Linked DNA regions of Mus musculus: all the other regions are linked to region 2. A link is a loop called in an ENCODE intact Hi-C map of the cell type or tissue named here. Cell type or tissue: left cerebral cortex. All regions are shown on one strand. Region 1 has its middle 20 kb from the start of Cacna1c. Region 2 overlaps Wnt5b (wingless-type MMTV integration site family, member 5B). Region 3 overlaps Cacna1c (calcium channel, voltage-dependent, L type, alpha 1C subunit).

Region 1 (8,000 bases), 320 kb after region 2:
ATGTAGTATACTCTGTATGCGTGTGTGTGTGTGTGTGTCTGGGGGGGGGATGTATGCAATGTGTGGGGTAAATCATACACATATAGGCTTGTGTAGTATGTGTGTGTTTTGCATCCAGTATTTGTGTGTGATGTGTGCATGTGTTATCTTTACGTGCATATGGAATGTGTGGCATGTAATGTGTATGTGTGTGGTATGCATGTTGTATTATGTGGTGGTATGTGTGTTCCATGTACATTAAGTGGAGTGAGTAGGTTGTATGAATACTTAACATGTAAGGTATATGGTGTGTGCATATGTGGCATGTGTGTGGTGTAGTATGCGTGTGTCCTCATGTGTATCTATGTGTGACTTGGAACGAATGATGTGACCATATGCTCCCACTTGAAACTCCTCAAGCTACCAAGCCAAGCAGGGCTGACCCAGGTGACCTTGGTAGGAACTGCCAGCTTGGATCACAAAACTATTCTGGGTGCAACCTGGGGAAAACTCTTCAATCCTAAACACCCTCCACCTCTGCTTACATTAGTTCCCTTTTAGATTTTACACACGTGCACACAACAGTATGGTATGTCAGCCTCAGTGCCAAAGACGCGCACTTGCCTGAGCAGTAATTTCCCTGCCACCCACTGCTTTCTGAGTGACCCAGGGAGTCTGGCATAGCCAGCCTGGAGGCTCATCTGCATGCTTTAAGATGAGCATGTTAAGAACGGCCTCTTTTGCTCTTAACAAAAAGATTTGAGGATGAAATTAGCATCTGCTTTTGCTTCCATCGCCTCTCACTGTCACTGGAGTTGGAGCGAGGACAGTTGATGTTTCAGAATGAATGACAGGTGTAAAAGCTGGCTGGAAGCAGCAATGTTGTCAGGAGACTGTGTTTGTGGGTGTCCAGACGTGAATTAAACCAATCCATTACACTTGTTTGGTGTTCACTGGGGCTGCAATATTTTTTATGCAGAACCCGAGACACAGTTCAGTAGTGTTTATTAGCGACCTTGTCGCGTCCTCTGAGTTATGGACGAATGGCTCAGAACACGGGGGCCCAGTGTAAATAGCTGTGCCACAGTTTCTCCCTGGTCCGTATCCCTGAGGTGATGCTGCCATCTCGGGCCTGGATTTTGAAGTAGACAATGTGAATGTGGCTTTTCATATCAGCAATATTTATAGAATTCAGTCGGATTGAACAATTTCTAAAGCCCCTGTGTTGGAAATACAAGTCAGGAAGGGAGTATCTCTCATTCTACAAAGTACACCCACAAGGGCTTAGATCTCTTTGGGGTGCATTTTGGTGAATAAGGAAGGTTTACCAGCCTGGTCAGCTGATTCTCTTTTCTTCCTATTTTTTTATTTTTTATTTTGTGTGTGTGTGTGCATGTGTTCATGAGTGTAATGTATGTACATACGTGTGTATTAAGATACATGTGTATATGAAGGTCAGAGGTTGGCATTAGGTTTCTTCCTGGATTGCTCTCCACTGTATTTTTGAGACAGGGCCCCCTGATGAACCTGGAAGATTACTGACTGGCTGGACTGGCTGCACAGCGATCTCAGGGGATGCTCCCATTTCTGCGTCCTGGTGCTAAACTTACAGACCCAAACCCAGCTTCTGTGTGGGTGTTTAGGGATCTAACTCAAGGTGCTCATGCCGCTGCTGCAGGCACGTTGCCAACAGAGCCATTTCCCCAGCCTCGTCAAGCTGGGTTGAAGCTTCAGGTGTGGGTGGTAGCGTTTCTGAAAACTCCACGGCCCTGGTCAGGAGTACTCGTCTGGTATGGTAATGTGCCCACACTCTCTTTTGAGGGAGTCTTGCTACCTGGTGTGGTTGGGTCCCCAGTCCTCCACTGAGAGGATCCTGAGGGATGTGTGAGCAGGGCCTCCCAAGCTCAGCCTGTTTCCAGCTGTATTCTTGTTGCATGGATGATGGTGCAGGGACAGGCTTCTCGATCTGCCTAAACCCACATATCCTGTAAGTGACAAAGTTAAGGTTCACATCAAAGGCTATGTATGTCCCTGCTGTGTCTCCCTGGTATCTGGCAGAGAAGGAACACTTCCTGTGTGTTATGCTTGAGAGCCAATGAAAACCACAGGAAAAACTTGAAAGGAGCCGACAATCGTGGGCTGCTGTCAACATCTAAAGGTGGAAAGGCCAGGCCTGGGGACAAGATGAGGACAGCAGAGAAAGCTGATATAGTATATTATAGTACACTGTATCGTATAGTACATATGCATACTGTAATGCTCCTCTATTTTTTCATTCCTTCAGGGTAAACCCCCAAACACATAAGCACAGTGGGGTCAGTATGGTTTGCTGGGCCAGCTTCTGATTAGTTGGGAAATAGCATTTCCTAGTTTTATTCAAGTCCATAGTCTTGCACTCACCCATTCATCTACCCACTTATCAACAAATATTTCCCAAGTGCTTCCCATGAGTCAGTTTCTGGACATGCAGTGTTTGACGACTGTCCCTGTCCTCAAAGAATCCACGGCTGCTGCTAGGACATAGCACGGTGGTAGAGTGCTTGTCCCGCATGAACCAGACCCTCGATTCCACCCTGAGTGTTGGGCCTGGGGAGGAAGCTTTGACGGTCAAAGCAGAGAGCCACGTAGTCAGGAGTTTTAAATTCCATGTATAAAAATTTGCAAGGTATAGAATGTGGACAACTTCATCCAACTTGATGGCAAAGGAGATTTAGGAACATGCAAAGGAGCATGGAGGGGTCTTCCTAGTGGCTGAAGCTAGAGATCATCATGCTAAGGGAAACAGGCCAGACTCAGACAAGTATCATGTTTGTCATACGCTAAAATACATATTTAAATGCACACATATACATATACATATGAACACATGCATACGACAGGAAAGTACAATGGACTCTGAGGAGGAATTTTGAGAACTGTGAGGGGTGAGGAAAGGGCCCAAGAGAGAGGGTAGGAAGGGGAAGAGGGATATTTTAGATTTAGAGAGGCCGTGAAAGTGAAGGGATGCTGATTCCAGTTGGAAGAACTGGAGGAGAGACAGAGGACTGAGGGCGAATATGGGCAGGGTACAGTGATGTATGTGAATGAAAATGTCATTATGGAACTCATAATCCTGTGTGCTACCTAGGAGAGGAAGCATGGTCCTCTTGGTGGGTGCTCCCCCTGCTGGTGGATGGAGACCTACTTACCCCAGGGGGCAGAGTTTTCCTCTGCCCAGTCTAGGATGCTAGTGGCTGTCCCTTGTTGCTCTAGTGTCCAGCTTTAAAGTCCCGAGAATGAGCTGTCTCTCTGAAATTTTCACTTGGCCGGAGATATTCTGAATTTAAAAAATAGACGGGGGAAGCTGTTTTTTTGACTCCTACTTCGTGCTAAGCTTTGCCATTGAACACTGAAGCAAGATATGGTGTGCCTATGTTTAGTAGAGTCCTTTAATCTGCCTACAATAGCTGCTGTCTGTTGTCACATGCTAGGGGGTTGGGAAGCAAAGTGTTACAAAAGGTCCCTGGCCGGTGAGAAATAGACATTTACATTCAATTCCTTTCCCTCTACCAGAAGGTCCAGCGCAGAGTCTCCCATTGCAGGTACCTTCCCATCTCAGCCAGAGAGGGCTCTGTGGCCTCCTCCTGCCTTCTCCCCAGAATGGACTCAGATGAGCCCTAGTGGGGACGCAACCAGATTTAACCTGGGATCCCCATAGCATATGCATCTACACCCAGGTGTGATTATAGAAGCCAGAACATGGCAGGTGAGCGAATTGGCTCCTTGTTTTCCTACCTCCCAAGGCAGGCCCGTACTTAAATCATCTCAGGCAGATGGTTAACTGTCCTATTTTAACAGGTCTCCAGGGAGGAAGGTTTCAAAATTCCCTATGGCTGTCTGTTCTAGTATTTAATCATCTTTATTGCCAGCGAGTTCTCCATCCCCATTCTAAATCTCCTTGGCTGTGATTTAAGCCTTTTTTCCCTCTTGGGGTGGGGAACGCTATGGCTTTAGGGGAGGAGGCAGACTCTGTTTTTAATTTGGCTGTCTCAGGAGTCATTTATTTGAACATCCGTTGGAGTTTGTTTTCTTTGTTGGTAAACAGGATGGAGTTAGGATGGTTCTCAAGGGCTCTTCTAGCTCCCAAAGCTCCAAGTTCTCAATTTAAAGTGCTGCCCTGTGGTTGTCTGCAGCCAACCACGCTGTGGCAGGAACAGTGCTGGGCTATGTAGAAAGCTCGTGCAATGACGCGCAGTCCTGGTTCGCAACGCCTCTCACCTGTGGAGACAATGGAGCTGCATGGGAGAGCTGACAGCGAGGGACAGGGCGCTCTACTCCAGGCCTTTCAGAAGTCCCATTGCAGTTAGCTGGTTGGTAGGATAAGAATGGCATGTTTTAAAGGTGCTGCCCTGCCTCCAGCTCTATAGGACATATGAATAGCTAGTTAGGTTTTGCTCCTCTCTTCCTCTGGACCTTTGAAGAACAAATACTGGAGGAGAGTGATGCCACCAATCATTATCAGGCAATCCTTTGTTGTCCCGTCTGCTCCAAGGAAGAGATGTCCCTAGAAGCATTATGTGGCCTACAGACAGCAGGGATTAGTACAGCATGACCCCAGGTGTTGTTGGGTGGCAGTCATGCTAGGGAAAGGCTCTCACAGGAAGCAAGAGGGTGCTCAAGGCAGTTAACCCCTTTCCTGCTAGTTCTAAAAAATTCTGGTATGTGTGTCCTGAGGGCTTGCAGCACACAGCATTTGTAGCTTTGTTTATGGGCAGGGCACTTGTTTATCCTGGGCAAAGTTCTATCAGCTGAAGGGCCAAGAGCCCTGGGCCGTGCTGTAGGCAGGAGCAGATACAGGTCTGCCAATGACCCATCCTATCATGAGATGTGGTTATCTGTCAGTTGTGGTATAGTCTTACCTCCTCAAGCTCCTTAAAGGGAGAGAGGAGAAAGACCTTCTTGTTGAGTAGGCTGGCGAGGAATGTTAATCTCTTGCACACGGCAACATAGGGCAGTAGAATTCTAGTGCCCGAGCCTGCTGTCACTGACAGAAATTCGCGTGGTATTTCAGAGTTAGCTGGAGGTTAGAGTACCTCTGACCCAACCCAGTCTTGAAATTGTTCAAAAGCATGGCATTGGGTTACAGCAAGATGGCCTAGGTCCTCTGGACGTGTAATGGGGGAGAACATTGATTCCAGTGCAGACGTGGCTCTCCTGAGACGGGGGCGGGATTCTCGGCTTTGCGTAGGGATGGAACTGCTTCTGACCAGGATGCCAGCAGAGACGGATCTCTTTAGCGCCTGATTATGCTCCACTAGATCCATAGCACAGAGCTGGGAGATGCTATTGTTGAAGTCTGTGTTGTTTCTAAACATGTAGTTTTTCTTGTCTCCAGGACTAAGTGTCTGGCAGAACGGTTTTTTTTTATTTATTTTTGCTTTACTGAAAATATTTTTTTCATATAAAACATTGTAATTATGACTTTCCTTCCCTGAACTCTTCCCAGTTTCTCCCCATCTCCCCTCCCATCAAGATCTACATTCTTTTTCTGACAGAAAAATTCATAATTTCAGAGGATTCAGAACAGATAGGCTTGGTTCCTCGTGGTGCATCACCAATAGCAGCAGGTCTGTGTGGTGGAGGCTACTGTTCACTTTAAAATTGCATTTTAAAAGTGTGTGTGTGTGTGGGGGGGGTTGTAAGTCAGAGAGTAATCTAGATGACTTAGTTCCCTTCTTCTACCATGTGAGTCCTAAGGACAGAGTTCATGACCTCAGGCTTGGTAGCAAGTACCTTTACCTACTGAGCCACAGCGCTAGCCCTGTTATTCTCTTCTTGAGAGATGGGAAACAAAGAGAAGGATAGCAGAAGGGCACAGGAAGATCCATGATCCCCAAGGAAAGGCCTCTGGTAACGCCCTTCCTCCACCTTGTCCCTTTACCTACCTCCTTGTAATGGTGGCTTTCGAGAAGCAATGCATTGGCTAGGCAATTCAGAGTTCTTATGATCTACTAGTCCCTAGAAACTCAACATGGACACACCTAGAGGTATGCTTCCCTCATTCCCAGACATTTCTTTTTAAATATTATTTTTCTTTATTCTTGAATACTTCATGTATGTATGCAATAAGACATAAGCATATCCACCTACCATTGTTTTCACTTTCAACATTGTCCTCCCCCAAGCTGTCATATTTTTACTATAACCCACTAAGTCTAATTAGTGCTGCGTATATGTGTATGGATATTGGCATCTACTGGAGCATGAAAAACTTACCAGTGATGTACATTAAAATAGAAAACTATAGGAATGATTCTCCCTCCTCCGGCAAGTATCAATTGCCAATAACTCTTCAACAAGGGGTGAGGCCTAGAGAGCACCTCCTCCATCTATGCCGGAATTTTTGCTGTCTCGATCTGGTGTAGGTCGAATGATGGCAATCCCAGCTCGTGTGGATTCCTGAGTGCAGTAGCCCTGTCAACACTAGAAGTTTACACTTCACAGCATTCTTTCCACCACCTGGATCTTTCTTTCTGTCTCCTCTCCCAGCGTATTCTTTATACCATGATGATGGTGGGGAAGAGGGGTTGAGAAAGGTGTCTCACTTAAGACTGAGCACTCCATCTTGGCTCTTGGATCAGCTACACATCTCAGCATTGACTGTTGACTTCAGGACCAAGGCTATGCTGCTTACATCCTCATTTGTAGGGTCTGTCCCCTGTGGTACAGTTGATGCACTAAGGGCCACACCATTAAAGAAAACTGATTCTCCCTCCCTAGAAGCTATCAACCACCAATAGCTCCTCAGATAGAAGTGTGAGGGTGTCATGAGCCTATTCCCTCTCTGTGATGGAGTTTTTACTGGCTTGATCTTGTATGGGTCTTGTGCAGGCAACCACAGCTGCTACGAGCCCATCAGTCTTGTCGTATCCTGAAGACACCATTTTACTCTGGTTCTTGCCAGCCTCTGGCTCTTATAATCTTTCTATCACCGTCTCCTGTAATGGTCCCTGAACTTTGGGGGTGTTGTGATATAGACGTCCAACTTATAGCAGATCATTTCACAGACACTTATTCTCTGCATTGAGTGTCTGCTATGCATTGCAAAGAGATACTTCTTTCATGAGGTCCACGACCTGCCTTCATGTATGAGTATAGAGATATAAATTTAGAGGGCAGTTTGATACAAGGTCTGTTTAGCAAAATGATAGCAGTTGGTCCTTCCATGGAGCCTATGAGCTCCCCAAACAATGGGTTCTTGGCCAGATTTACAGTCCTAGGTATGCATTTCCTTCTGTGGTAGGTGGGCCTTAAGTCCAATCAGAAAGCAGTTGGTTACTACCTACTTAACATTCATGCTACTACTGCACCTATGGCATATTGCGTTACACCTGGTAGGTCAAATTGTTCATGACTGCCTTTCCCCCTACCCCCCCCCCAACAGTTAGTACAATGAAAGTTAACTATTTTAGATTAAGATTTCTGGTCATTACCAACTTGATTTCTCCATGTTCTGTGATAAAGTGTGTGGTATCATCAGTAATTGAATCTTACAATTGAGTTCTTTTGGGCAACAAAAAGCAATAGCAATATCCCGTATTGCCTTTGGAGCCTCCAGGACATTCCTTACTAACATTTGAGTAGGGTGTATCTATCCCACACCTAGCACTGAGTTTTTTATTCGTTAACCTCTGGGTTTTAAGAGGAACATTATCCTCTGTGTAGCGTATCCCCATATAAACTAGTAAGTTCCATATAGACTTTGCAAATATCTTTAGTGTTAACAACCCTTTCTCCTAGCTCTTCCTCCAACCCCTTTCCACTCAACCCTCCCTCATCCTTGAGGGGACCATTACTATTCAGAGTTATTACTGAAAGATGAATATTGATTCCTGTCATTTTATTGATTTTGTGGCATTAGTTATCCCAGTATTGTTTATTTATCTCTGTGACAGCTTTGTTCTAATTATCCTCGTCTCCTGATGAAACTATGCTTCTACTACCTTCCATGGATCTGGCTTACTGGCCATGAATTCTCTTAG
Region 2 (8,000 bases):
TCCCGCGTGCCCTCGGAAGTGAAAGGCCTTGATGTTCTCCCCGCTATCACTCCTTAAGAGTAAACAAGGATCTGTGTTCCGAACTTCAGAGCTGGGAGATGCAGCCTCCTGTTAGTGGGTAGTCCTAGCCAATCCCGGAGGTGCTTAATCCTTAACCCTTACAAAGAAGAAGATAGAGAATTAAATCTCTGGACTGGAGTGGGTGTTTTTGTTTGTTTTTGTTTTTAAAAAGTGGGAGCGTGGTCCTTTTGTCTCCGTCCTCCTGAGCGCTGCTCTAGAAGGGCAGGTGTGCTTCCTGCTGCACTGGGCACAATCTGGAAATGGTCTGTCTTCTTCGGCTTTTCTGGCTTCACAGCTCACTGTTACCATAGGAACTGGGTCCTGAGTAGGAGTCCCACAGAGGTCAAGGGCTCAAGGCCCTGTGGTGAGCCAACCCGGGAAAGTGCTGAATTCCTCTGGGGGGGACCGAATTTGCTTTCAGGTGTCCGCCTTGCCACTCACCCACACAGCTCATCCTTTGAGCTTTTCTGCACTGTACCCCATTTCCCCTGGGCTCCCCAAGTCTGTGGCATTTCCATGCTGACTCTCCTTTGCTCCCCTCTCTCTAGGGAGCTCCGCTTTGGAAGATGTTGGTCCCAGGGCATTGGGATGGGTTGAGGCCGGCCATGCCCAGCCTGCTGCTGGTGGTCGTGGCAGCTCTGCTCTCCAGCTGGGCACAGCTGCTGACTGACGCCAACTCCTGGTGGTGAGTGAGAGGGCTGAGGTCTAGCCTGGACCCAACTCCTGGTGGTGAGTGGGAGGGCTGAGGTCTAGCCTGGACCCAAATCCTGGTGGTGAGTGAGAGGGCTGAGGTCTAGCCTGGACCCAACTCCTGGTGGTGAGTGGGAGGGCTGAGGTCTAGCCTGGACCCAACTCCTGGTGGTGAGTGAGAGGGCTGAGGTCTAGCCTGGACCCAACTCCTGGCGGTGAATGAGAGGGCTGAGGTCTAGCCTGGACCATAATCAAGCTCTGAAGCAGGGCCTCATGGGAGTGATCACACCTTTATCTGGGGAATACCGTGGGACCTCTTCCATTCCAGGAATGGTTCATTTTCTCCCTCAAGCTCCTGGAGGTGAGGGTTTCATGAAAAGAAGATAGGCTTTGTCCATGTGGTTCCTTAGATCTTGTATAAAACCCTTCCTGAGGGTCCCTCCACCCTGTGAAGTATTACAAATAACTTTTGTCATTATTTATCCAACAAAAAATATTGATATCACTAATGAGACCCTTAAGTTCATGCTTAGGAAAACACACACTCTCTCTCTCTCTCTCTCTCTCTCTCTCTCTCTCTCTCTCTCTCTCTTGAGTGTGCGTGTGCATGCATTATTAAGACTGAGGCAGACAGACCACTTGAACCCAGAAGTCCAAGGTTCAAGGTAGAACACAGACCCACACACAAAAGAGGTAGATGTGTGTGTGTCTCTGTGTGTGTATGTGTTGCTGGTAGAGGCAGATGGGATAATAGTCCTATTTGATCAGTCTGAAGGCCAAAGAGGGCTCTGTAGAAAGAACCAAGTGCCCTCTTTGTGTTTTCAAGGCCACTGTGTTGGCTAAGCAGACGTGGAAGTGGCCCAGTCTGTGTCCGACTTGTGCTTGTATTCAGATGGCAAATCTGCAGTCCTTCATCTAATTTAGCCCTTCATTTGCAGTATGTGCCAGAAGGTGAGCAAAAGTAGCCCCCGGGCCGATGGGCAGACCTGGGATATACAGAGAGATGGGGAGAAGAACAATTTAGGGTGCATGGTTGTGTGTGTGTGTGTGGTAGAATCTATCTTAAGGCATTAGGAGATCTGCATTAAAGGAATAGAGTACCTTCCCTCATGCGCCCTGTACTTGGCTACACTCAGTATTCCCCCTCCTTCAGCAGTGTCTGTACCCCCTACTGATGATGGGAGTCCCTCTCGCTGCCCTGCCCAGCCTCCTCTGCCCACCTTCACCTTTTAAGACAGTTCAGATTTTTGTTGTGTTGTGTTTTGTTGCTTTTTTGAGACAGGGTCTCACTGGCTGTCCTGAAACTCACTCTGTAGATCAGGCTAGCCTCAAACTCACAGAGATCTGCCTGCCTCTGCATCCCATGTGCTGGAAACAAAGGCGTGCAAAACCACACTCTGCTCTGGGCTCAAGTTCTCTTCCAAATCCTTAGTCCAGAGCCTTGTTTATGGAGAACGTCGCAGAGGGGGTGGAGGAGTCGGTAATACTGTGCGCACCCATGAGTGCATTCACAGCCGTGCCCTCTCTCTTTCTGGATTGATGTTGTAGGTCACTAGCTCTGAACCCAGTGCAGAGACCGGAGATGTTCATCATTGGCGCTCAGCCCGTGTGCAGCCAACTTCCTGGGCTTTCCCCAGGCCAGAGAAAGCTGTGTCAGTTGTATCAGGAGCACATGTCCTACATCGGGGAGGGAGCCAAGACGGGCATCAGAGAGTGCCAACACCAGTTTCGACAGAGGCGCTGGAACTGCAGCACCGTGGACAACACATCTGTCTTTGGCAGAGTTATGCAGATAGGTAAGAGGCCTCTGGACCTGTGTCTTCCTGCCTGGTGCATCGATAGATAGCCTGATAGCATGAACGAAAGCCCACACTGCATTCTTCCTAGGCTTGGAAGCATCCTGTTAGACAGGAGAGGGAGCCCCAGGAGGCTCTGCGTTTCCCTACCTCAAATCCTGGGGCTGTCTGTGACTCACTCTGAGAAGGAATGGAAAGGCTGAGTAAGGAGGAAGTTGGTTAGAAACCTGCCTGCCATGGCTGCCTTTGTCTCTCAGTGCTAGAAGGGCCCCTTTAAAAAAGTCAGAGGTGGAGGTGGAGGGAGAATATCCCAAATTGTATATTTAACATCTTTTTTACTTGAGCCCTTGAGCAAAAGGTGAAAGCTTGAGGCCAGGTTGGTAATAGCTGCCATTAACCAGGCCCAGCTCCAGGCCAGGCTTTCTGCCTTGAAAAGGGATGTGAGTACTAGTGCTAGAGGAGGAAGGTGAGAGGTAAGAGGACCACTGTGGGGGAGGGGTCCCTCCTCCTCCCTGTCCCAGCTGGTGAGATCATGGCTGTCCTATTGCCCAGATGGAGGTGTGAGTTGAGTCTAATTGTCTTAGGTCCTTTTGAAATGCAATTCTCCCCTCCCTGGCAAGAAATTGAGAAACCAGGCTGGGTTCTTATCTCCAGGACCATAAAAGGAAGGTGTTGGTAGTCTTGTCTCCCAAATTGTCCCTGGGCAGTGCCCCACTACTCTGCATTCTGGAGGTAGCTTCAGATAGGGCCTTCCCAAAGTAGGATTCCAGAAAGGTTGTTTAGGGTAGGGGATGGGTAGAGATTTTGACGTATTCTATTAGGACCCTGACACACAGATCTTTCCCTAGGCTCAAACTGAAAAATGAAAACAAGGGGTGTCTGCTTTGAACCCTGCCATTGCCTTTGGGATCAGCCCTGGCTATGAAGAAGGCATGAGCCAGTGTTCCGGGATGCCCTGAGGGGCAGTTTCCCCAGAAAAGCTGACTTGGGGTTTGGTGGATTTACTTAGCAATTCTTCAGGGATTCTCTTCACACACATCCCTCTCCTTGGCACAGTACCTATCCTGCTTAAGCAGTTTTGAGTAAGACCATGAGACTGGTCCAGGTGGGGCATAGCATCCTTCTTGGCCTGTTTCCCGTTATTCAAGGAATGAATGCTGGACAGACAGGCTAGCAAGATGACTCTGTCTGAAAACTTGCTTGCCCTGCCAGCGTGAGGACCCAATTTGATCTCCAGCACCCACACAAAAGGCACGAAGACCTAAATTCAGTCCCCAGCACTCACATAGAGAGACGGTGCGGTGATGCATGCTTGTAATCCCAACATTGGAGACGCAGAGACAGGTTGGCAGCCCACCCAGCTAAATCTGCGAGCCCCAGGTCCTTGTCTCAGAAAATAAGGAGGGCAGCTTCTGAGGAACAGCACACAGTGGGGTGAGGCAGTGTGGTGGGGAGCTGTACTGGGTGAATTCAAGATTGCCAACACCTTCTTTTTATTGTCTCGGAATAAGACCCAGTAGAATAGGGACTGGTTTGTCAAGGACTTCTGACTTCCACTGAGGGAATGTACATGCATCCACATGCATTGCACACACCTGAACATGCACAGTGGGGGGTGGGTGGTAGATACTGCTGAGTCTGATTGCATAGTGGATGGCTTGTTCAGGGCAGGGCTATTGGTCCATCTGGTTTTCGCCACTCTTAGTTGTTGTTGTTGTGTTTGTTTCTCTTTGTTTATTGTTTTAAGACAGAGTCTCTCTACACAACCCTGCATGTCCTGGAGATTTCTCTGTAGACCAGGCTGGGCTTGAACTCACAGAGATCTGCCTACCTCAGCCTCTCTAGTACTGGGATTAAAGGCATGTATCACATGCCCTGACTCCCACTTCTTTTTCTATAGCTTCCCTGAAGCCTCTCTATGTCTGAGAAGCCATGTCCTGGGGTAGCTCCTGCTAGGATCCTGGTGTCAAAAGGGCTTCCTTCTTCTGAAAGCTGCAGCACAAGTCATCCACCAGCAGAGGGCAGCAGAGCAGCTCAGAAGAGCAGCCTGGCTTCCAAAGCCTCTGCCCAGTGCTATGGCTTGCTAGCTTCATATCTTTGAGATGGTTTGGTTTTTCCTTTCATGTGTGACTGTTTCACGTCCAGATACCCTCCAAACACCCAACGCACACACACACACACACACACACACACAGAGTTTATCTAACCTGCAGTGGGGAACTGGTCCTTGCAGGAGATTTCTATGCAAGAATCTCTTTACCCCCCCACCCCCCCCCCCCAAAAGAATCTCTTACCCAAGACCCACGTGCTGCCCTGTGCAGTTGGCGCTGCACCCTCAGAGTCTGGCCACGCCCCTCCAGCAGAGGCAGAGCTGGTCCAGTGTGCTGAAGGACACTTTCAGATCCCAAGTCACCGGAAGTCAGTGTGTGGCACCTGGTTTATTATATTTAGAGACGGGCACATGGTTTCAAAAGGTATTTGGGGAGGGCTGATTAACTCAGAAGCACATTTACTAAAGACGGGTGGAAGAAATAAGTCAGGCATATGCGAGTTGGGAACGGAACACGTAAAAGGCATGTTTCTTGTTTTCAAACACTGGAGAGCTGACAAATGGAAGGGGATTAGGCAGAGCTGCTCCAGCAGGCAGAAGTTAGTTACAAGGAGGCGTATTTTGGTTTCATGTGAGGAGGAACTTTCTAGTGATAGAATCGTGGGGGAAAGAGAGAGAATGAATGATGAATGAGCTGCCCTGAGAGGCCAGCGCTTTCCTGAGGAGCACTAGGAGCCGAATTGCGTGGAGAAGGGAAAGAGACCCAGTGCTGGGGGTCTGCGGCTCCACCCTGCTCCAGGTGGCATGTTGGGAGCTGAGAGCATTTCTGAAAGGCTTTATAGAAATGACTCACTTCTTTTGGTATAGCATTGGAAATGTAAATGAGCTAAATACCTAATAAAAAATGAAAAAAAAAAAAAAAAAAAGAAATGACTCCCTTAGAGTACGGCCCAGCCTGCTTCCTTAAGAGCATATAATGGGCTGCAGAGATGGCTCAGCGGTTAAGAGCAGTGACTGCTCTTCCAGGGGTCCTGAGTTCAAGTCCCAGCAACCACATGGTGGCTCGCAAACATCTGTAATGGGATTCAGTGCCCTCTTCTGGTGCGTCTGAAGACAGCTACAATGTACTCATAGTAAATAAATCAATAAATCAATAAATCAATAAATCTGAAGACAGCTACAATGTACTCATAATAAACAAACAAACAAACAAACAAATCTTTAAAAAGAAAAAAGGAAGAAAGAACACATAAAGCTCTTTCAGAGGACCCAATTTCAGTTCCCAGCTCCTACATTAGGCTGACCTTTAACTACCTATAACTCCAGCTCCAGGAGATCCAGCGCCCTCTTCTGGCCTCTGGAGGCACTGCACACACATGCATATTTCCCTAAAAAGACATAAATAAATATATAATTAAAAAAAAAAAGTCAGCCGGGCGTGGTGGTGCACGCCTTTAATCCCAGCACTAGGGAGGCAGAGGCAGGGGGATTTCTGAGTTCGAGGCCAGCCTGGTCTACAAAGTGAGCTCCAGGACAGCCAGGGCTATACAGAGAAACCCTGTCTCGAAAAAACAAAAAAACAAAACAAAAACAAAAACAAAAAACAATGAATGTGGGGATACTAAATAGTCCAAGAAGCTCTTTCAAAGCAAAATGACATTTTGTTTGTTTTGTTTTTTTTGTTTTTTCGAGACAGGGTTTCTCTGTATACTGTATAGCCCTGGCTGTCCTGGAGCTCACTTTGTAGACCAGGCTGGCCTCGAACTCAGAAATCCCCCTGCCTCTGCCTCCCTAGTGCTGGGATTAAAGGCGTGCGCCACCACGCCCGGCTCCCACATTCATTGTTACAGTCAGCACCAAGGCAAGGGTCAACCGTAGCAGCTAGATCACAGTGGAGCCTCCGACTACTAGTTAGAGGTTTCGTGGGCTGCTCCTGTTAACAAAAGACCAGAGTGGATTTGCTGTTAGTTGTGAAAAGCAGTGTGGTCTGATTTCTGACATCACTGTGTGGTGCCATGGTAATCAAGAAGTAGAGCTCACTCCAGTCCTTTCCTTTAAGACTCAGTTTATTGTTTACTTGTGTGTGTGTGTGTGTGTGTGTGTGCCTATTTATGTGTGTCCAGAAGCTAGAGGGAGTCATTGGATCGATCCTCTGGGGCTGGAGTCACGGGAGGTCGTGAGTCACCAGACACGGGTGCTGGGAAACAAACTCTAGCCTTCCCCAAGAGCAGCAAATACACTTAACTGTGGAGCCTCCCCCCCTACCCCACCCCCAGCCTTCAGACCTTGTAATTCTGTCTGTCCATCCTCTGGGACAGCCTATGGTGTCTCCTTCCCATTGTAGAAGCATGGGACAGTCACAGACGGAAGACAGAAGATTCTACCTGGTACAATAACAAATGCAGGAGATGGCTGTGACCTGCCAACAACAACTGCTTCCTCAATATCTGATCCCACTCAAGTGTCTTTGTTATGTTAAAACAGCTTTAAGGGATACCATTCATTGTCGTATACAATTCACCACTTAAAAGCACACAGGTCAGTGGTCTTCAGGGTATTTGCTGGATGTACAACTGCGATCACTAATTCCAGGGCATTTGTATTGACCCTTAGCTGTCACTGTCCAACCCCTGGCTCCAGCCCTAGGCTACAGCTAATGTCTCTGTGGATTTTTCCCATTCTGGACATTCTCTATAATGGGATCAAGCAATACATGGCCTCTTCACTTGATGTAGGTATTTAAAGGTTTATCCACAGCATGGAATATATTAGTACTTCATCCCTGTTCTGTTAGTATTTCATGTATTGTGTTTAGCCATCCCCTGATGGATAATTGAGTTCTGTCTGTCTGTCTGTCTGTCCCTCTATCTCCCTCTCTCTTTGGCTATTACGAATCATGCTGCCATGAGCATCCACTGGGGACCATTTAGACACATATCTTTGTTTCCGTTGGGGGTATTTGTAGGAGTGGAATTTCTGGGTCACCTGGGAACTCTGTTAATTTCCAGAGCATCTGCAGCCAATAACATTCCCATATGCAGTGCAGCAGGGCATGCACCATGAGAGGCTTTAAGTAGATTTCTGTAGCAATAAAAAGGAGCAAAGTTGGGACTCCGTATACAAGATGACCAGTAGCTGGCACTTCAGGTGTGGCTCCCTGATGCTCATGAATTGGGAGGCAGTAATGAAGCCCAAGGAAGAGGGAGGACTATTCTAGACAATGTTGTATAGTTCACTTTCTATTCCTGGCCTCTGCCAAGGCCCTACTAGACATTGGCAGCCAATGAAAAGGACAGACACACAGATGTGTAGCTTATGGGCAGGAGAAAAATGATATCTGAAGGGGAAGCTGCTGTTGCTTGGGTGCAGAGTTGTTCTATTAATCTCATAATTTCTTCAGTCTC
Region 3 (8,000 bases), 820 kb after region 2:
ATTTTCAGACTACAAGGAAGTATCTAACTATGAACCAGTTCTTTCCTTCAAAAATCCCATTATGTGTTTCCTTGTGTGTATCTTAAAAACAAACTCAGGGGTAACATCTGAAAGTGGAAGGCATGGGCTTAGGCTACAGCACCAGTGGGTGAGATCAGTCAGGGGTGATTGCTGTATGCCAGAGCCCAGTGCTGGGGTATCTCCACAGGAAGATTACCAGGGAAACTGCGACAGGAGGGGCCTTGAGGTGCTCCTGTGAACTAGTGCCACCAAGCAAGCCCAGACATCTAGCCCAGGAAAACAACTTCTTTGGGCACTATTGGCATTATCCTATATTGTGTACAAGGCCTTGGAGACTAAAAAGCAGTTCAGCATCCTTCCATGCCAGTGGCCAAGGGTCTCCATCTCTGAATTGAGGTCTAGGCAAGGCCATGTCCAGCCTGAGCCTAATCTTTTGAAAAAAGTTCCTTTTGGAGAGGATGGAGGACTGCCTCCTTAGATCTTCTCTTAGACACAGTTGGAATTCAGCCTTCTCTAACCTGAGGAGCTGTCGCTGTAAAGCTCACTTGCTTAGCTGTGTGTGGACAACGGTGGGCACACATAGGTCAGGGTGTGTCCTCCAGCCAGGACTTCATAGAGCGGGCTGAAACAGACTACCTGAGAACAAAAAGTAAATAAATAAAACTTGAGCTCCTGCCACAAATCTGGAAGGCCTCACTTCCTCCTCTGTATTGGGGCTGAGTTGTTTCACGCACAACCAGAGGTGGTCACTGAATAGAGCAGGAGAATCTTGTGGGTCCTTGTTGGCCATGTGGCCCAGTGACACCCAGCCCATGTTCTCACTGGAGTTCCTCCCCTGCCAGGCCCATGCTTGTATATTTCTTTCACCTGTTTCCTTATGCCCTGTCCTACCACTGTGTTGTTCCTCTGTTAGCCAAGACCTAGAATACCAGGCTCTTCGTTGGAGACTCATTACAGCTTATCTCTGTCTGCCTTTCTTTAAAGCCAGCTGAACATACCCAATGCTCTCCCTCTATGGTAAGAACAACCCTCCAGACCACATTTCCAGCTTCTGTGGCTCCCCCTCTAGCCACCCACGTCTTATCCACCCTGATTTCCAGAGCCCTGGGAACCCAGCCCAGCTCCCATTGCATGTGGCCACCATGTCCGTTGTGTGCCTTAACTGCCTGTGCTCACGTGAGCTGTGCAAGGGTGTGTGTACAGTGGTGTTCCTCTACTTTCCCAAGCTTCCTCTGGGTGGTGAGTCACCGTGACCCACTGGGAGAGAACTGGACCCATGCTATTTCCTGTTAAACATCCCAAGGATGGTGTGTTTCATCTAATGTAGGAATTTGTGAGGGGTGCTTTTGAGAACTGTGACTAGGGCTCCAGGGAGAAGACAGAAGCAGGGGTGGGGTCCAGCTAGAAGGAAAGGTAGTTCTGATTAGTTCTATGATGACTAGCTTACCCCAAGCTTTGTGTGGAAGGCTGTGAAAGACACACACTGGGATTTGCTGTGACATAAGGGTTGGCCCTCTAGAGTCTCTACTGTCACCCTGAGCCTTAGTCTTATATCTTTCTAAGTTCCTTGAGTTCATTACATGTGCACTAGAGTCATTTTCTATAACATATGGGAAGCAGGAAAACAAACCAGCCAAACCAGCCCTGATTGGGAAATATCCATTTCTTTTGGCTGAGTGGTGGCCGTGCCTCACCACACGACCTTGAAGTCTCCTTGGAATAGCTTCCCCTAAGAGGTCCATCACAGCTTTCAAACAAGGCTGATGATTCCCCAAGCCCCTGACAGCTAAATTGAGAGATGTAGTGGTGGTCTCCATAGCGGCCCACCCCGGCCAAAAAGCTGCCTAGGAAATTTTGGGGGTTTGGTTTCTTAACTCATCAGGCCTAGGTGTTCCAGTGGCACCAGCTTTACAAAGGGTTTGCACCCACAGATGAAAGCCCCACTTAAGCTTGTTTTTTGTTTTCTGGTGGGTGGGTTTGAGTGGGTTTTTTATTTCCTTTCTTAAACATGGCAGAACTGACAGATAGTAAAAGCTCTGAGCTTCCTGTATGCTGCTCTGAGGAGCAAGTTTCCTTCTAAGGACAGAAAATAGAACTTAGAGGAGCCAAATGGATGCAGTGGTTATAGGAGCCAAAGACTTCGTGCGGAGGACCAGCACATTGCTGACAGCTGTGAGTCTGTCCACTGCCTGGCAGCGCTAAGAGTCTTAATGGCAATTGGGGTGATTCCAGTTTTAAAATATAAGAAATGTTCTGACCCTTGTCTGAAAACCAGGACCCTATGGCTTGGTTTCTTCAGAGCCCATCCAGTATGAAGTGTGGGGCTGATTTGGAATATCTGTCCCAAAGTATCCTGCCTCCTCTGGGGATGGGGATAATTAACATGGAGGTTGGATATGTCGCCATTCCAACCTGTTACCCCTTGCATGTTCCTAAAGTTCATTACTTATACCCCTCCAGATAGACCTCAGGGATGGACCAGAAGGCCATAGAAGAACTGAAAGGGCTTGTGGAGCCTCAGGTTTTAGCACTAAGGAATAGTCCAGGGTACGGAGAGGCACAGTGCTATGAGGGAGGCCTGATCTAGAAACACTGTCAAGCATAGCAAGAGGACAAGCTAAAGAGACAGGACAGGACGGGAGAGCAACAGTCTTAAGACCCCCTCCTTCAAGGGGTGCCTGGGATGGGAGCCATAACAGGAATTCCTAGGGTCCTTTCTCTCCTGGTGCTGCTCCCAGCAGGGCTGGGTAGGCTGCACTAGCTTCAGAGAAGGCATAAGGGCTCTGACCAGCTCGCAGGGCTTTGGAACACAGTCGGTTGCTCACGTGAGAGGGGGTCGGGGGAGGACAAGGGTATAAGTTCTTGTTCTCAGGCATGGGAGCAATGGCACTGTGCCTCCAGAGATCTGGCCAGGCCTGTGTCTGTACCCGCAAGCTCCTTCAGACTAAGACACCAGTCATGAACCTTTGGCCCTAGACTCTAAGCAGCCCAGAAATTCTAACCCCTCCTCAGCTCCCCATGCCTCATTGCTGCCTCTATCTCTTTTTCTCTATCCATGATCACGCAGCAGATACCCTGTGTGGCACTCCACAGTAGTCACGTACCAGGCTCAGCCTTTCCCGGGACTCAGTGCAGATCCCTTTTCTGCCTTGTCCTGGGGGCATCCCCAGGTCTCCAGACTGTGGACCTCTAGGGAAGGTCACAGCCTCTGAGGCTACGAGAGGGCAGCCATTCCAGAGACTGTAATGAAGTCTGGGACTGTGGCCCTCCCCTTATAATACAGAAGCCACTACCACCATTTCCCAGCAGCCATTTGGGCCAGGTTCCTGGAAAATAGAAAGTGGAGACTGAGAGAAGTGAGACTTGAATGGCCAGAGTATGCTCAGAGGCAATGTCAGACAGCTGTGTGGGATGTCACCACCATCTAGCCTCCTGACAGAGCCAAGTTCCACCCGCAAGGCAGAACTGAGAAGATAAGAACTTCTGGGTTGCTTTCTCCCAACACAGGAGGGCAGGAGCCCCTGGGGCAGTAGCTCTCTGGGCTCAAATCCCAAAGCTTATAATATGTGAAGAACTTGGAGTTATGGGAAAGACAAGGATAGGAAAAACAAAGTCATGGACTCAGGGCTGTGACGTAGCATAGACCTTAAGGATGGGCTGCTGACCTAGGAAGAAAGGTGTTGGCCTTCCACCTCACAGAGAGTCTGGGCCTAAAGAAAGAGTCTAGTGCAGCTGGCCCTACCCTGGCCTGCCTCCTTTCAACCAATGGCTGTTTCTCAGAGGATCCCTTCCTGCCCCACCTTCTTGCTGTGTTAACTGCACCCCCTATTGCCAACGGGTTCTAGAGTGCAGAGGAGAACTCCCGCATCTCCATCACCTTCTTCCGCCTCTTCCGGGTCATGCGCCTGGTGAAGCTGCTGAGCCGCGGGGAAGGCATCCGAACCCTGCTGTGGACCTTCATCAAGTCCTTCCAGGTAACCATGCGCCCTTCCCCTCGTAAAGCTGGGAGTGAGACAACCTCTGCTGCCCCCAGGACTTAGAGCAGCCCAGCGTTCCAATGTCACTTTCCCTAAGGCTCCCCTACAGGGGCAGACCAGGAAAGAAACAGCTCCAGCCCAGTCTACAGGGCCCAGGGCTGGCTCTCCCTCTGTTCTAAATGGCTGTGTGAGTGTGTGATGATAGCACCTGGATTTCCTTGTTTGGAAGAGAGAGGGGATGAGAGTAAACCTGAGATTCTAAAATCCAGGGCTCAGCACATTCCACAGAACTTACCGGAAAAGGAGAATTGTAAGGCCAGTTCTGAGGAGTGCTTTGTAAGTGGAAAGCTCGTGAGAAGCCAAGCTGTCAGGATTCTTGGACTCTTGGGAAAGGATTGTAGAAATTACCCACTGTCCTTCTCGGATACCATGAAAGCCAACTTCTCCCCCACACATCCACTCTTAGACTGCCTCAGACCCTGAACCTAGGGCTTTGTGTCCCCTGCCCTGGACAGCACAAGCTTAGCTAGGACATGGAGCTTGCCCCCATCCAGATGGGCTCAAGGGTGTGATTGCGCCCAGAAGACTGTGGGTGAGTTGTGGTTCCTTGCCTGCCCTTCTTGCTGCCCCTTCCAAACTCTTAGCTCTGTGGGCAGTGCCATCCCCAGCACTCCGATGGATGACCTCGAGGTCCAGCCCAGCTGCACAAAGAGCCACTGTTCTTCTAGTCGTGGCCTACCCTGCTGGCCCTCAACCCCTAATGAGAGCCTGGGGCTCCCCCCTTCACAGGTCAAGGTGAAGGGAGTTTCTAAGGATTTGAATCCTTGGCCCTAATGGGATCAAGACAGTAGACTGGTCCTGATAGAGGCCCCGAGACACCCCAACATTTCTTTGTAATGGGAAGTGGCTGGGGTGACCTTGAAGAATGGGACTTGATCAGGGAACCCACCTTACCCTAAAAAATGTTGTTATCTCTCAGTGCCATCTAGTGGTATATGAGCAGCATAATTCCTAAGCTAGAAGGCCAGGTGCCCAGGAGCACCTCCTCTGAAGTGGCCATGGCTCTGTCTAAGGGGGACTAAAATATGTCGATCCAAATCATGTGTAGGCTGTTGGCGTTGTGTTTCACAAGCCTCAAACCATTTAAATGCCACACCCCCTGCTGAGTTAGCGTTACCATTTCTCATATTCAGATCAGGAAGCAGGTCCAGAGATGTTAAGTAATACATCCGAGCTCTAGAGCTAGAAAGTGGGGAAACAAGATGCATTTCTCCTCATTAGATGTTTTCATGGCAATAGCGCTGACTGCTCACTTCTGGGGAAGTAATTGGATAGAGATGGGATGTAAGCTGCCTCCTCTCCACTTTTCCCTGGTGTCTCCGGTCATTCTGTTGTGTAACTTCCATCACCCTCCTCCCTTCTTTGTGCAAATATCTAACTGTAGTCTGAGGAGGGCTGCTCCTTGGTTGTTCTCAATAAACAGTACGGGGCTGCCTCCATTACTCTGAAGCCTGCTTTTAAAACCAAAAAAGAAACCCTGTGGACTAGGACCAGAGTTCAGTGGTAGAGGCCCTCAGCTCCATCCCCAAAAGATGGGTGGATAGATGAATGGATGATAGATACATATGTGTGTACATACACATACATATACATACATACACACACACATACATACATACATACATACATACATACAAACAAGACAGACAGACTCCTGAATTGGAAAGCCAGAGCCCACCTCTCAGGTTCTCTCCTTGATGCTCAGTCCTCCTTAGTCAAAAAAGGCAGCAGACTGCCATGGACCAGGGAAGTGCAATGCTTTCTGGGAAATGATCCTGCTGGCTGTACTGCTAGGTCTCATAGCCTCTCTTTGCTTCCTTCTAGGCTCTGCCCTATGTGGCTCTTTTGATTGTGATGCTGTTCTTTATCTATGCAGTGATTGGGATGCAGGTATGAGAAACTCTGCTTCCTTGGTTCCCTCCCAGCCCCCAGAACCATAGCCTTCATCCTTTCCTCCCTCTCTCCTGACTTGTGTTCCTGCCTGTCACTCAACACTCAAAGCGCTGGAACTTCCCCCAGTAGGATGTGGTATAAGCCATGGGCAAGAGACAACACAGGGATTCCTCCCATCTTACAGAACCAGGCTTGGGTTCTGCAATGGGAGAACACTCATGAATTAAGCAGTGGGCTTCAGGAGAGAACAGCCTCGTCTGAGAGGCAGCAGGAAGCGGGCGTGTCCCACCAGCATCCCCTGCTTTGATGGATATGCATGATTTGAGGTGGGGAGAGAAGAGAAGGCACTGTCCATCAACCATGCAGTCCTCTTCAGGAGCCCCCTTCCCAGGGGCCCTCTGCCCTCTCTGTTCCCTCAGCCAGAGTTCCTCCAGCCTTCAAGACTCCCGCTGAGTCTTTCCAGGTTCTATAAGGCAGCACCTCCACAGCCATGCTTGTATCTTCCCTTGGCAGCTCCCTATATAAAACCTCTAAAAGTTCTGTGGGGTAGGAGGTGGGGTGCGTTTGTGCTTTAAAAGACAAAAGGGGTGACCTTGACATCACAGAGCAGGGAATAACACAGGCAGGCCTCTGATGTCAGCAATAAGGCAAGCTTGTCCAAGCTCTGGAACACCCATTCCGTATCACTGCAAAATCCAAAAATCACTGTGCATTTGAGTTCTCGGAAATGCAAAGGCTGAAAGGCAGTAGGCCCTGGTCCTACACTGAGTATCCTGATCTCAGCATTCACTTACCACCCCAACCCCAGCTTCCCCTGGGCTGAGGGACATTTCCTGAGTGACAGCTGAAGGCAGGTTTCCTCCTAAAGTTGTCCATGCTGGAGCCAGGGTCCAGGGATCATGGAATAGCAGGTGTCTGCTAGGTCACATCAGAAACTGATTGCCAGATAGTCCCAGAGTTACTATTAGACAGTGGCTGGAGCGGTGCGTGCTGTCCTTCTCGGGTCCCTCAATTCCTCTTTCTTCAGGTGTTTGGGAAGATTGCCCTGAATGACACCACAGAGATCAATCGGAACAACAACTTCCAGACGTTCCCCCAGGCTGTGTTACTGCTGTTCAGGTGGGTCTCAGATGACGTAGGTGCATGCACACATGCACACACACACATACACACACACACACATACAGGGCTACTGCTGTTCAGATGGGTCTTGATGACATAGGTGCACACAGGCACACTTACAGGATGGTAGCCCAAGGAGAGAGAACCAAGGGATCAGGAAAAGAACGGCCTCTTCTCCCCTCCTGGCCAGGAAGTCTCATTACCATTTACGCCAACTTTCCATGTGCAGCCACAAGGTACCACACACATCTGAGAATCCTCTGCCCTAGCCATTAGAGAGCCAAAGATAAACACCAAGAGCTCTGAGGCTTAGCGTCTTACCTGGCACGTAGGATGGACCTGAGTCTGTCTCTTATATAACCATCTTTCTCTCTTGGTTCACCATGATCTACTTATTTGCTTCCATCTTCTTGTCTCCTTCCTGTTTTGCATGGAGTCACACTGTAAGCTCCATCTAGTCCTAGGCTGGTAGGTGAAACAATGTCTCTTCTCTCCAAAAGAAGTGCTTGCCAGGTCCTTGAGGTCCTTTGCCAGAGCGTATGGGAAAAAAAAGGCTGCCAGGTGATGCCGCCTCCAACCATCTCCTACAGGACCTGGTCCCACGCCCAATCAAAATACAGTTATCAAAATGACAGTGTTCTAAATATCAACTTGGCATCACTGCCTCCCAGATCACATGGCCTTAGAACACAAAGCTATCTAGTGTGAGCTGACATTTCACAATGGCAAGCTTATGCCACACTTAAATGCAGGAGATGGTCACAAGATGTCAGACTGGCCACCGGGCTGGTCTCTCCCTCTTTTCTAAAGTTCCTAATGGCAGCAAGTGTCTTTTCAAAGAGCAAACCTCCAATGCTGCTGAGAATGGAAAAGAGAAGGGTGAGAGAGGTGAACCGGAAGTGTTGAGGAACTTCTAAATGGAAGAAG

What was found. A loop is a pair of places that touch in the nucleus more often than their neighbours do. Peaks named below come from ENCODE experiments on the same cell type or tissue, not always from the same donor. Only the 100,000 strongest peaks of a DNase experiment are listed, where the experiment ranks them.
Region 1: it touches region 2 in a loop (3.0-fold over the local background); 9 of 42 quality-filtered maps call a loop at or near these places.
Region 3: it touches region 2 in a loop (3-fold over the local background); 4 of 42 quality-filtered maps call a loop at or near these places.

Annotation. Positions count from the first base shown.
Region 1 is chr6:119,124,982-119,132,981 of GRCm38, reverse strand. It overlaps a transcript of Cacna1c not described here. Among named protein-coding and RNA genes, the nearest start is that of Cacna1c, 20 kb to the right of the region's middle. In left cerebral cortex, a CTCF peak has its summit at 3,144 (motif pointing left); DNase peaks (open chromatin) are centred at 695, 1,715 and 3,146.
Region 2 is chr6:119,440,881-119,448,880 of GRCm38, reverse strand. It overlaps Wnt5b (wingless-type MMTV integration site family, member 5B), which reads left to right. Exons shown (of 5, transcript NM_009525.3): 2 at 609-745; 3 at 2,299-2,546. The coding sequence starts at 666. Among named protein-coding and RNA genes, the nearest start is that of Gm40397, 22 kb to the left of the region's middle. In left cerebral cortex, CTCF peaks have their summits at 4,551 (motif pointing right) and 5,943 (motif pointing left); DNase peaks (open chromatin) are centred at 4,578 and 5,080; H3K4me3 peaks cover 130 bases.
Region 3 is chr6:118,623,437-118,631,436 of GRCm38, reverse strand. Cacna1c (calcium channel, voltage-dependent, L type, alpha 1C subunit) reads left to right here. Exons shown (of 47, transcript NM_001159534.2): 31 at 1,006-1,038; 32 at 3,867-3,995; 33 at 5,883-5,948; 34 at 6,979-7,070. Among named protein-coding and RNA genes, the nearest start is that of Gm38887, 31 kb to the right of the region's middle. In left cerebral cortex, a CTCF peak has its summit at 4,988 (motif pointing left); a DNase peak (open chromatin) is centred at 5,090.